2 separate regions of the Homo sapiens genome follow, and region 1 is linked to region 2. Evidence: chromatin contacts called from ENCODE Hi-C or POLR2A ChIA-PET data. All regions are on one chromosome and are shown on one strand. The core of a region is the stretch at or near the end of the contact, and the rest is flanking DNA. Distances in the headings are between cores, read along the strand shown.

What was found. Hi-C counts contacts between places; a loop is a spot of excess contacts on that map. ChIA-PET counts read pairs that join two places held with the same protein, here RNA polymerase II (POLR2A). Pooled maps may share reads with other maps.
Region 1: a pooled map shows a loop between it and region 2 (7-fold over the local background). The contact joins the promoter of CLEC4A here to the enhancer-like site in region 2. A Hi-C loop is called at or near these places in 1 of 168 maps with a recorded cell type or tissue (endothelial cell of hepatic sinusoid) and 1 of 50 pooled maps. POLR2A ChIA-PET finds 5 or more read pairs at or near these places in 2 of 52 experiments (A549 and Panc1).

What each region holds. Positions count from the first base shown.
Region 1 is chr12:8,120,808-8,126,386 of GRCh38, reverse strand. It overlaps CLEC4A (C-type lectin domain family 4 member A), which reads right to left and starts at 2,770. Exons shown (of 6, transcript NM_016184.4): 1 at 2,427-2,770; 2 at 710-826. The coding sequence starts at 2,508. RefSeq lists an enhancer at 2,851-2,900.
Region 2 is chr12:8,086,260-8,091,534 of GRCh38, reverse strand. It overlaps NECAP1 (NECAP endocytosis associated 1), which reads right to left. Exons shown (of 8, transcript NM_015509.4): 2 at 1,499-1,599; 3 at 1,236-1,340. Among named protein-coding and RNA genes, the nearest start is that of NECAP1, 6.6 kb to the right of the region's middle. Within about 2 kb of position 2,779, at least 6 of the 41 ENCODE cell types and tissues checked have a DNase peak (open chromatin) inside an H3K27ac peak, as active enhancers do.

The sequences.
Region 1 (5,579 bases), core at 1,521-4,020, 35 kb before region 2:
AAAAAAAAAAAAAAATTAGCTGAGCATAGTGATGCACACCTGTAATCCCAGCTACTTGGGAGGCTGGGGTGGGAGAATCGCTTGAACCTGGGAGGTGGAGGTTGCAGTGAGCCAAGATTGCACCAATGCACTCCAGCCTGGGTGACAGAACCAGGGGGAATAAAACTCAACAAATGCTGAAAGCCAAAGATACGCAGCAATCCACCTAATTTGCAAAATTGACTTTTAGATCCCACACAGTCTTGAGCAGGGCAGGAATAATCAGAGTAAAAGCCAGTGGAGAACTCTTCCTGAAATATTTCTTCCCATCTCCTTGTTGTCTACCTGCTCATCCCAAAACATAAATGTCTGTGCATTCAAATCAGACTGGCCTGATAAATGCTACCAAGGAAACATAGATTTGTCCTCACTTACATAGTGTCTAGTATAGAGATGATGCCCCATAGATTTCACTCTACAACACAAATACATACACCCACATTTATGCTTCAGTTTCTCTAAATGAGAAGGGATTCCATTATTTTTACAGGACAGTAACTAAATCCAAATAAAGAGCAAAATTCACAGTGGATTCCCATGAATTATGTCTCCCCAGAGAAAATTTCATTTCAGATTTCTGGATAAGCTCATTTTCAAAAGTCAGTTTTTAAAGGATACCCTCTGTTCATGGACAGCAGATATTGCTTATTGGTTCAGTTGGCATACTTACTGACAAAAGCAATAAAGAATGAGATTGCCAATAGCAGGAAAAATATCAACAGTGAGGCACAAAGCAGCTTGGGGAATCCGGTATTACTTTTGTGAGGGGCAGTCCTCTCCTTGGAAGCTGAAGAAGAAGCCAAATTAGTTTTATCAGTAATAAGTTTGGTCTTTACTTCCTCTTCTTCCTCCTCCTCTTTCTCTCTCTTTTCTTGGATGACACACAGTTACTAACGGTATGACATTTGAAATCACATGAGAATAGGAATAGAAAGGATATAATAATATTCACTGTAGAAACTTTAAAAAATACATAAAAGTACGAATTCCTACAATTGAGGATAACTGTTATGCCATATAACTTATAATATACCATAATATTTTGGTATATATCTTTCTAGCAATTTTTTGAATGTATATATACACATATGCAAATTTTCCCACGATTGACATACCATAAATACTGATTTCTGACCTATTATTTTCCTTTACACTATATCATGAACATTTTTCATACCATTATATTTTCTTCTTTAACACTCCTTATTATGGTTGCATAGTATTTCATCATATATTTAAATAATGGTTTCCAACTTTAAATAATGCTATAGCAAATAAATCTTTATAATCATTCCTCATCACATGTTTAGAATAAAGTCAGTCTTTTTAGTTACCATCTCATGGTTAGGAATCACTTTCTTCGAGTTATGATATTTTGTCAAATGATGGGGGAAAAAAATTCAGTATTATATAATATGATTACATTTTTAGTAAAATACATATGCACATTATATGTATTTGTATGTGGAAGGATATTCACTAAATTGCAAATTATGATTTTCTCTAGATGATAAGAGTAATTATAATTCAAATATCTGTGTACCTCTGGTTAATTTTTTCTACAATGAACATTAATACTTGTGTAATAAAGAAATTATATAAAGTTTTTAAGGAGAAAAAATTTCCCTAAGTGCTCTCCACACCTTCACAGAGGTATTTTAGAAAGCGTAACTATAGTCCTGACCCCTTCCCCCATAGTTTCTTGTACTCTATATACATTCTTTTCTCTCTTTTGCTCTATACTTGAGATATCACACATGACACCCAAATCACCTTGCATCTACTCCCAAACGTAACAGAGTCTGTCTCAGAGATGCAACACGCAATAGGTTCTCTGATTTCAGAAAAAGTTTCCTGGAGATTTAAGAGACTTTCTTTGTAGACTTTCTAGTCTTTCATTTGCAAAGGCCTTTTGTTACATTTCCATCCATTACCAACAAATATACCCTCACCACTGTCCACCCAAACTCTTTCCCTCTAACTGATCAAAAAACAAATCTCACAAATTCATCAGGACCCCCTGCATCTGGATTGATGGTTTCAGAAGCTGTACTCAATCTCTTAACCCCAGCCCCACTCAGCCTCAGAAAACACAGGGGCATCAGAGCACTCGCCTTAGCTCAGAACTGGAGTGGATTTCTCTCACCTCTGTTTCAGTAAGCAGAGTGGAGGCTGAAGAGAGTGGCACAAAATCTTTTCTTCTCCACAATACAAATGTACACCCCGTAATGCGTATCTGCAGGCCACTCAATCTTCTGGGACTCTTGTGTTTCCCAGACATACTCAATCAGACAACCAGCAACTGAAAACACCTATGCCTTATTCATAAACCCTCTCCTCATCCTTCACCTCGTCATTCACTCTGACCCCTAGAAAATGATCTTTACCTGCAGAAGAGGCTGTGTTGATGCCTGAGGACTTGAATTCATTTTTGAACCTCACTTCAGCATAAGTGATTTCCGAAGTCATAATGGGAAGAGAGCTTCTGCTTTCTTCAGAAAATCTGTTTCAGATCTTTCTTAAAACATCTTATAAACAGGAACCAAACATGGTGGTAAATTACCTCCTTCCTTTCACTCAACTAGTGGAGAGCAGAGGCACCAGATAGGCACATATCCTCAAGAGGGGTCTCATGAGAACTAAGAACCACAATAAAAACTAAAAACCGCAGTTCACAGAAGCCCTTTCCTCAGGACCAGTATAGTGAGAATCACAGCCTTGAAACAAATGCAAGCAAATGCAATAAAAGTGGGAACTCAAAGGGTTGCGGAAAGAGGAAGAAAAATAAAAGAAGAACCAAGCACTTAGAGTCTTTCTGGAGAACTGCGTTTTTCACCAGTAAAAAATACAATTTCTGTGCTTCCACACACAAATGTAATTACTTTTGACCAAACATCCTGAACATAGACTTATGTTGCATTCATCTCATCAATTTTGACTGATCAGGCAACTTGTTAGTACCACATTCTAAGAGTATCATTGACACAAAACTCACATATCAGCCTCCCCACCTTCACGAATTAGTTTCCTGTAGCATGGTGGGGATGGCAAAGTTTAAACCCCATGTCTTCTGAAGCTGTTCCTCCATGCTCTCTGTGTTTCCTTGTTGGTAACTAACTCTATCAAAAGTCTGCATTCATCTTGCTAGAATCTCCAGAAAGCAGCTCCCTTTACTGGATGTTGGAGGAGAGGGAAGGCCAGCCTTTATTCCATGCTTCCCTAACCTTTTAATCGCCACATCACCTCCAATATATATGACTATTTTTTAACAGTTAGGAGAATTATATAGAATCACAGTATAGAAGGGGATAAACTTAAACAAAGTACTAAATATGACTTTTTCCAAAGGCCTAGAAGAAAACACTCCAAATATTAAATCCTTCATGTGGAATCTCTCCATAGACATGCTCCCAGCTCACACCTGGATTCTCTGCCCTCAACTCTCCGCAAATGATCCTCCTTTTAATCTCCCCCAGCTGATTCCTTCTCCTGCATAACACACATGCATACATGCATGCACACACACACAAACACACACGTCTATATTTCTATATTATTTCTATATCTAAATATATTGAACACCATGAGTTCACACTAATTCCTCTAATTCCAATCTAACACCACAAGTTTCATTCTAGTTTTCTCCCTTCCCACATTCCTAACTCCTTTCTGTGACACTAAGAAACCTGCTTTCATTGTCTTTCACTTATTCCTTATTTGATCAATCTCCTGGATGTCGTCAATCTCCCACCTGCTAAGATGTCCCTCTCTTCCTAGTTGGGCTCTGACTCCCCAGTCCAAGCCACCATCCCCTGCGCGGATGCCCTCCCTCCTCACTCTGAGAGTGCCGGCAAAGGGCCAGCCCACTCCCCACCCCCATGAACATCCCCCAACAAACATCCCCCTCACCCTGCCAAGGCTCTGACTCCCTGTGCTAGGCCATTCCTCTGCAGGAAAGCCCTCCTCACTCTGCTTGCACTCTGATTCCTGATGCTGGTCCCCTAGTCACCACTTAGACCCCCTTAGGTTCTAATGCTCCACACAAGGTCACCCTATGGGTGGAAGCCCTCCTCACCCTGGAGGGGTCTGATTTCCTCACCGGGCTATCCTACCACATGGACCACCTCCTTATCCTGCTAAGTTTCTGAAACCCACACCAAGTCCTCCCTCTGCATAGAAGCTTTCTTCATCCTGCTTGGGCTCTGACACTCCATGCAGGTCCTCCATCCCCCAGCAATAATGTCCATCTTACCCTACTTAGGATCTGAGTTCCCTCACTGGGCTACCCCACCACATGGACACCCTCCTTATCATGCTTGGTCTCTGAAACCACACCAGGTCTACCCTCTGCAAGGATGCTCTCTCTCCTCATCCTGCTTAAGTGCTGAGTCCCAACCCCAACTGGGCCAACACTAGGCATGGGTGCCCTCCTCACCTCTCCCACATGCTGACATACATACCAGGCTGGCCCTAGAGTACTCTGCTCAGCCATTTGCGACTCTGACTCCCTATAGAAGGTAACCTCATACATGGATGCCCTCCTCACCCTGCTTGCACTCCAACTCACTGCACCTGACTATCCCACCACATAGATGCCTTCTTTACCTCTCAGACTCTGACCTCTCACATCAGGCTACCCCTACTATGGACACCCTCCTCAATCTTATCCTCTGACACCCTGCACTGGGCCATTGCCAGGAGTGGACATCTCCTCGCTCTGGTTCCCCATGCCAGGACACTTTCCCACCCCTAAGGGATGTTCTTCTCACTCTGCTTGGGCTCCAGAACCACTGTCAAGCCAATACCCTGCATAGTCACCCTTCTCACCCTGCTAAAGCTCTCCCCCTGTGCCAGGCCACTGCTGCTCTCCCAGCCACCTCACCATAGACACCTATCTTGCTACTGCTTTATTTAGAATCAAATTATTTAGTAAGAAAAGGGAAAGGGGAATGACAAAGCATAAGGGAAGGATAAGGGAATTTTAAGTTCTCCACAAATTAATGATTGGGCCTAACCAGCACATGCACGTAGACAGGTATACATGCACACATATTCCCTGAAATAACAATCATTGATTCTCAGAGTCTTTACAATCTAAGCTCATAATTAGAAAGCAAACCATATTCCTAAAACTATAGCTCTCTCCCTGGAATAAGTCACATTATAACTGGATTACACCGTATCACCAACAACCCCAAAATCCAAGTGGCTTACAACAACAAACATGTATTTCTCACTTACATTACACTTGTGCTTAGGGCCACCTTGGAGTTGACTGCAACTCTGCTTGGCCCCTCTCCAAGTGTTTTCTCATTCTGGAAGCTGAGATCACAGAATAGCTCCTTGTAAGCTGAACCATGTAGTAGCATCCTTTATTCAGATAAGGTGTACGTTGTATTTGCTCTGATTCTGTTGGCCAATGCAAGTTACCTGAACAAACCTGCAAGTGAGACAGGGAAATATACTTTGTCTACAGAAAGACATGTCAAGGGTATCAAAGTTTAATCCTTTCACAAAGGAGAACACAGACATTTGGAAAC
Region 2 (5,275 bases), core at 1,530-4,029:
CCTACTGTGAACTGCACATGTGAGGGATCTAGGTTATGAGCTCCCTATGAGAATCTGATGCCTGATGATCTGTCACTGTCTCCCATCACCCCCGTCTAGTTGCAGGAAAACAAGCCCAAGGCTCCCGCTGATTCTACATTATAGTGAGTTGTATAATTATTTCATTATACATTACAATGTAATAATAATAGAAATAAAGTGTACAATAAATGTGATGCACTTGAATCATCCTGAAACCATCCCCTAATGCCGGTCTGTGGAAAACTGTCTTCCACAAAACGGGTCCCTGGTGCCAAAAAGGTTGAGGACTGCTGCTCTATGGCAAATTTTGCCCAATGAAAATATAACAGTCACCCTAACTAGACAAAGTCTGAATGTGAAATATCTTCTCATAGACCAAGAGTCGATAAACTACATAGAGCCCATGGGCTTTATCCTGCCATAGCCTGGTTTTGTAGAAGAAGTTTCATGGAACATAGTGGTATCAATGTGTTTACATATTTTCTACAGTGATTTCACACTACAACAGCAAAACTGAGTAGTTGCAACAGAGGCCACCTGACCTGCAAAACCTAAAACATTTATTATTTGTCTGTTTGCCAACCTCTGTTATAGACCATGGAGAAAAGAGTAAGAATGACTGCCCCACACGTAAGATGATTCAAGATAGTCCCACCAAAAACTACCACGAACAATAAACGGGCAAAAAGTGTTCATTCTTTTTTTTTTTTTTGAGATGGAGTTTTGCTCTTGTTGCCCAGGCTGGAGTGCAATGGCGTGATCTCGGCAACCTCCACTTCCCCAATTCAAGTGATTCTCCTGTCTCAGCCACCCGAGTAGCCGGGATTACAGGCACCTGCCACCACGCCTGGCTAATTTTTTATTTTCAGTAGCGACAGGGTTTCATCATATTGGTCAGGCTGGCCTCAAACTCCTGACCTCAGGTGATCCACCCACCTCGGCCTCCTAAAGTGCCAAATGTGTTAATTCATTTGTTAGATATGTGTTTTTCATTTATTTAAGTCTACATATGAATTACCACATCTTGAACTCGTGCTTATCTATTACAAATAACATGTTAATACTTTTCCTTTAGCAACTAGAGCAACTTTAGAGAAAGGGAAGAAAAAATGAAGTAAACCAAAGAAAGATAAATGCAATCGGAAACACTTTTCATGGCTGTGCATTCACCTGTTTTCCTAACTTCGTTCCACTCAAAATCCCAGTTCTCTTACCAGTACCATCCTGGATCCGGATTACAAAGTAGCGGCTAGAATCTGTCACCGTCTCCACAGCAATACCAGGATATTGTTCTACTGGTGCCTGAGCAAAGAGCTCCCCTGACAGATAAGAGAAAGACTTTTTTGAGTAAAGCAAGCCAAAATCCAGAACCCCAATTAACAAGTAGTATTTCCATTCCAGTCCCCAAATTGAAGGTACTTATAAAAGCACACCAAATTAATATTCTTAATGTTAGAGGGTCACCCGCAAAGATTACCTGAAACTTTATCCTCGAGTTTGATATAGGCAGTCTTCCCTTTTGAAGTGATTCGGAGGCGACCAGTCCAATCAGGCTGGTCTAATTTCCAGTCAGAGGCCCTAGGACAGGAAAAGAGGAAGCCTCAGGCACATGTCCTTAATTTACTAACGCCCACCCACAATCTTTGACTGTATTTCTATTTCCCTATCCTGGATTGCCTATTCTTTCTACCTATTAATCAACAAGAATAATTCATGATCTATTTAGATGCCTCATGTTACATACAGTCCAAAGCAAGTAAAAGACAATGCTACTACTTGAGGACTTTGGAGTCCAATAAGCATCATTAAAAAGATGGAAAAGCACGAATAAAAGCAATAAAAAATAAAATTCTGGCCGAGCATGGTGGCTCAAGCCTGTAATCCCAGCACTTTGGGAGGCCAAGGTGGGTGGATCACTTGAGGTCAGGAGTTTGAGACCAGTCTGGCCAACACGGTGAAACCCCGTCTTCTAAAAATACAAAAATTAGCTGGTTATGGTGGCGTGCGCCTGAAATCCCTTGGGAGGCTGAGGCAGAATCAACTGAACCTGGGAGGTGGAGGCTGCAGTGAGCCGAGACTGCGCCACCGCTCTCCAGCCTGGGCGACAGAACGAGACTTGGTCTCAAATAAAGAAATAAATAAAATTTCTCATAACGATGCTATTTTCAAACTATAGATGGTATACTAGATAACCATGCTTTACTAATCAGATAACAACAAAGTCTACTACATTAAATATCCTAGGTAATGGGAGCCCTCCCAAATCAGTAAATATACTATCTTTCACTGAATTCAATCAATATTTATACAGTACTTATTAGGACAGATGCATCACTGTTCCAGATGCTTAGGATACAACAGCAACCAAAACAAAGATTCCAACCCTCATGAGGCTTACATCCTAACAGAAGATAGAAAATAAAAAAGAAACATAATAAACAGCATAATTAGTATCTTAGAAAGTGGTGAGTTCTAAGGTAAAAAGAAAATGTAGAGGCAAATTAGGAAGATTAAGAAGACAGTGGGAGAATGAACAAGTTGTAGCATTCAAGAGGGTGGTTGGGGTAGGTCTCATTAAGGTGAAATGTGAGCTAGAATGTGAAGCAAGAGAGTTATCCATACAGATGTCTGGGGGAAAAGCATTCTAGACATAAGGAACAGCTAGCCCAAAGGTGCTACGGTGGGGGCATGCCTGGCATGTTTGAGAGACAACAAGGAAGCACTGTGGTTAGAACAGAGGAAGAGACAAGGTGGGAGAGGTAACAGACGGCCAGATCACGCAGGGCCTTGTGGGTCATAGTAACAACTTCAGCTTTCACTCTGAGTGAAAAAAGAGCTATTACAAATTTTAAGCAGAGGTGTGACATGATCTCCCTTATATTCTAAAAAGATTACTACATCTGCTGTCTGGAGAAAAGCTGTTGGGATAAGAGGACTGAAGCAGGGGGATTAGCTAAGAGACTACTGCAGTAATCTAGAAAAGTCACAATGGTAGCAGAAGTGGCTATATTCTGGATATATTTAGGGTAAAAGTAGCAGGATTTTCTAATGGATTAGATATGGGATAGAAGAGAAGGATATATTTAGGGTAAAAGCAGCAGGATTTTCTAATGGATTAGATAGGGGATAGAAGCCAAGGACAACTCCAAGGTGTTTAGCCTGAGCAAAGAGTTGCCAATTATTGAGATGAGAAGGAACACATCTAGGAAGAAGGATCAGGGATTCAGTTTTAAATATGCTGAGTTTGAGATGTCTAGTAGATTTTCAAGAGATGTAGAGTAGGCAGTAAAATATATGAGACGAGTTCAAGAAAGACATCTGGGCTGGAGATACAAACGGCCATGAAAACATCAGAAATTTATAAAACGTGTTATAATCAACTTGAACAACAACTAAGATTATTTATGATGAATTTTACAAAACATTGTATTTGTGATTTGTTTTGCCAGGAGTATGGAAAACAGATTAGCAAAGTAAAAGTTATTAATAATTCATCTTCTAAGAAACCAAAGACTAATACTTAAAGACTAAAAAAGCAACCACAAGGTATATTTGAACAAGAATGAGTTTAACAAGATGAGAGGTAAAAAGCTGAAAGGAGGAAAATGAAAGTGAAAATTAGCACAGGTTTTGAACAGGATCTGTAAAATAAGTCCTTCCCATTCTCTTCCCTCTTGATTCCCTGCCCTCAAAGACCCTCAAGTACCTAAATCTGATCCAGATTAGAGAGCTCTAAAGTTCCTCATCTATTATATTAATGAGTTATTACTTATTATAATCATGCCACCAAGAGCTCATGTAAATGGGCTATTAAAAATATTAGGAACAGCCAGGCACCGTGGCTCACGCCTATAACCAGCACTTTGGGAGGCCAAGGCAGGAGGACTGCCTGAGCCTAAGAATTTGAGGTTGCAGTGAGCTATGATCGCCCCACTGCACTCCAGCCTGAGCAACAGGGTGAGACCCTGTCTCTAAAAAAAAAAAAAAAAAATTAGGAACAAGTCTATTAAATGTGTTTTTCTTGGATGAGTTCCTTATTTCTCTTGTGTATCTAGTGTCCGATACTTAACAAATTCTGTAAGTAAATGGATATTCATGGCAGCAGATTCCCTCAGCCTTGAGCCTTAGTTCCTTTCCTACTCCAAGACCTAATCTAAAGAACTCTTGATTTTGCTTGTCCTCTGACAATACTTTTAACTTACCTTACAAATTTTCATTTACCTTAGTAATAAAACTTTATATATATATAAATAAAAAACCACTATGATGATTCACAGTAAGATTCCAAATGTACATCTTATTATGTCCTTATAGTAGATATGTGAAATAGGCATGAAAAGCCTGTCATACCTCTCTTTCTCTCTAAATGATGGAAAGGATAACACAGTAAGTAATAATGCCTAACTTTAAAGTCCATTATTCTTTCATTACACTGAAACGCATTATAGAGGTTAATATTGATTTAGCTAAGGGAAGAGGGTAGTGAAGAATTTTTTTTTAAAAAAAAATAGTTTTATAGGTTGGAAAACTGTTTTCTAACCATTTATTTATTTGTGTGTGTGTGTGTGTGTGTGTGTGTGTGTGTAATAGAGTCTCACTCTTCCACCCAGGCTGGAGTGCAATGGCGCGATCTTGGCTAACTGCAACCTCGGGTTCAAGCAATTCTCTTGCCTCAGCCTCCTGAGTAGCTGAGATTACAGGCACAGGCCACCATGCCCAGCTAATTTCTTTTGTATTTTTAGTAAAGACGGGGTTCCACCAAGTTGGCCAGGCTGGTCTCAAACTCCTGACTTCAGGAAATCCGCCCGCCTTGGCCTCCCCAAGTGCTGGGATTACAGGAGTGAGCCACCGCACCCAGATTGTTTTCTAAGCATTTGTAAGTTTCCTTTTTGTTTGTTTTGAGACGCAGTCCTGCTCTGTCGCCTAGGCTGGAGAGCAGTGGCATGATCTCAGCTCATTGCAACCTCCGCCTCCCGGGTTCAAACAATTCTACTGCCTCAGCCTCCCAGGTAGCTGGGACTACAGGTGTGCGCCACCACGGCTGGCTAAGTTTTTTGTATTTTTGTAGAGACGGGGTTTCACCATGTTGGCCAGGCTGGTCTGGAACTCCTGACCTTAAGTGATCCGTGCGCCTCGGCCTCCCAAAGTCCTGGGATTACAGATATGAGCCACCGCACTCAGCCTGATAAGTTTCTTGTCAACCCAAATTTTCCTTCCCATAGTCTAGAAGTCTGGTCAGTGAAAGTCTGGGAAC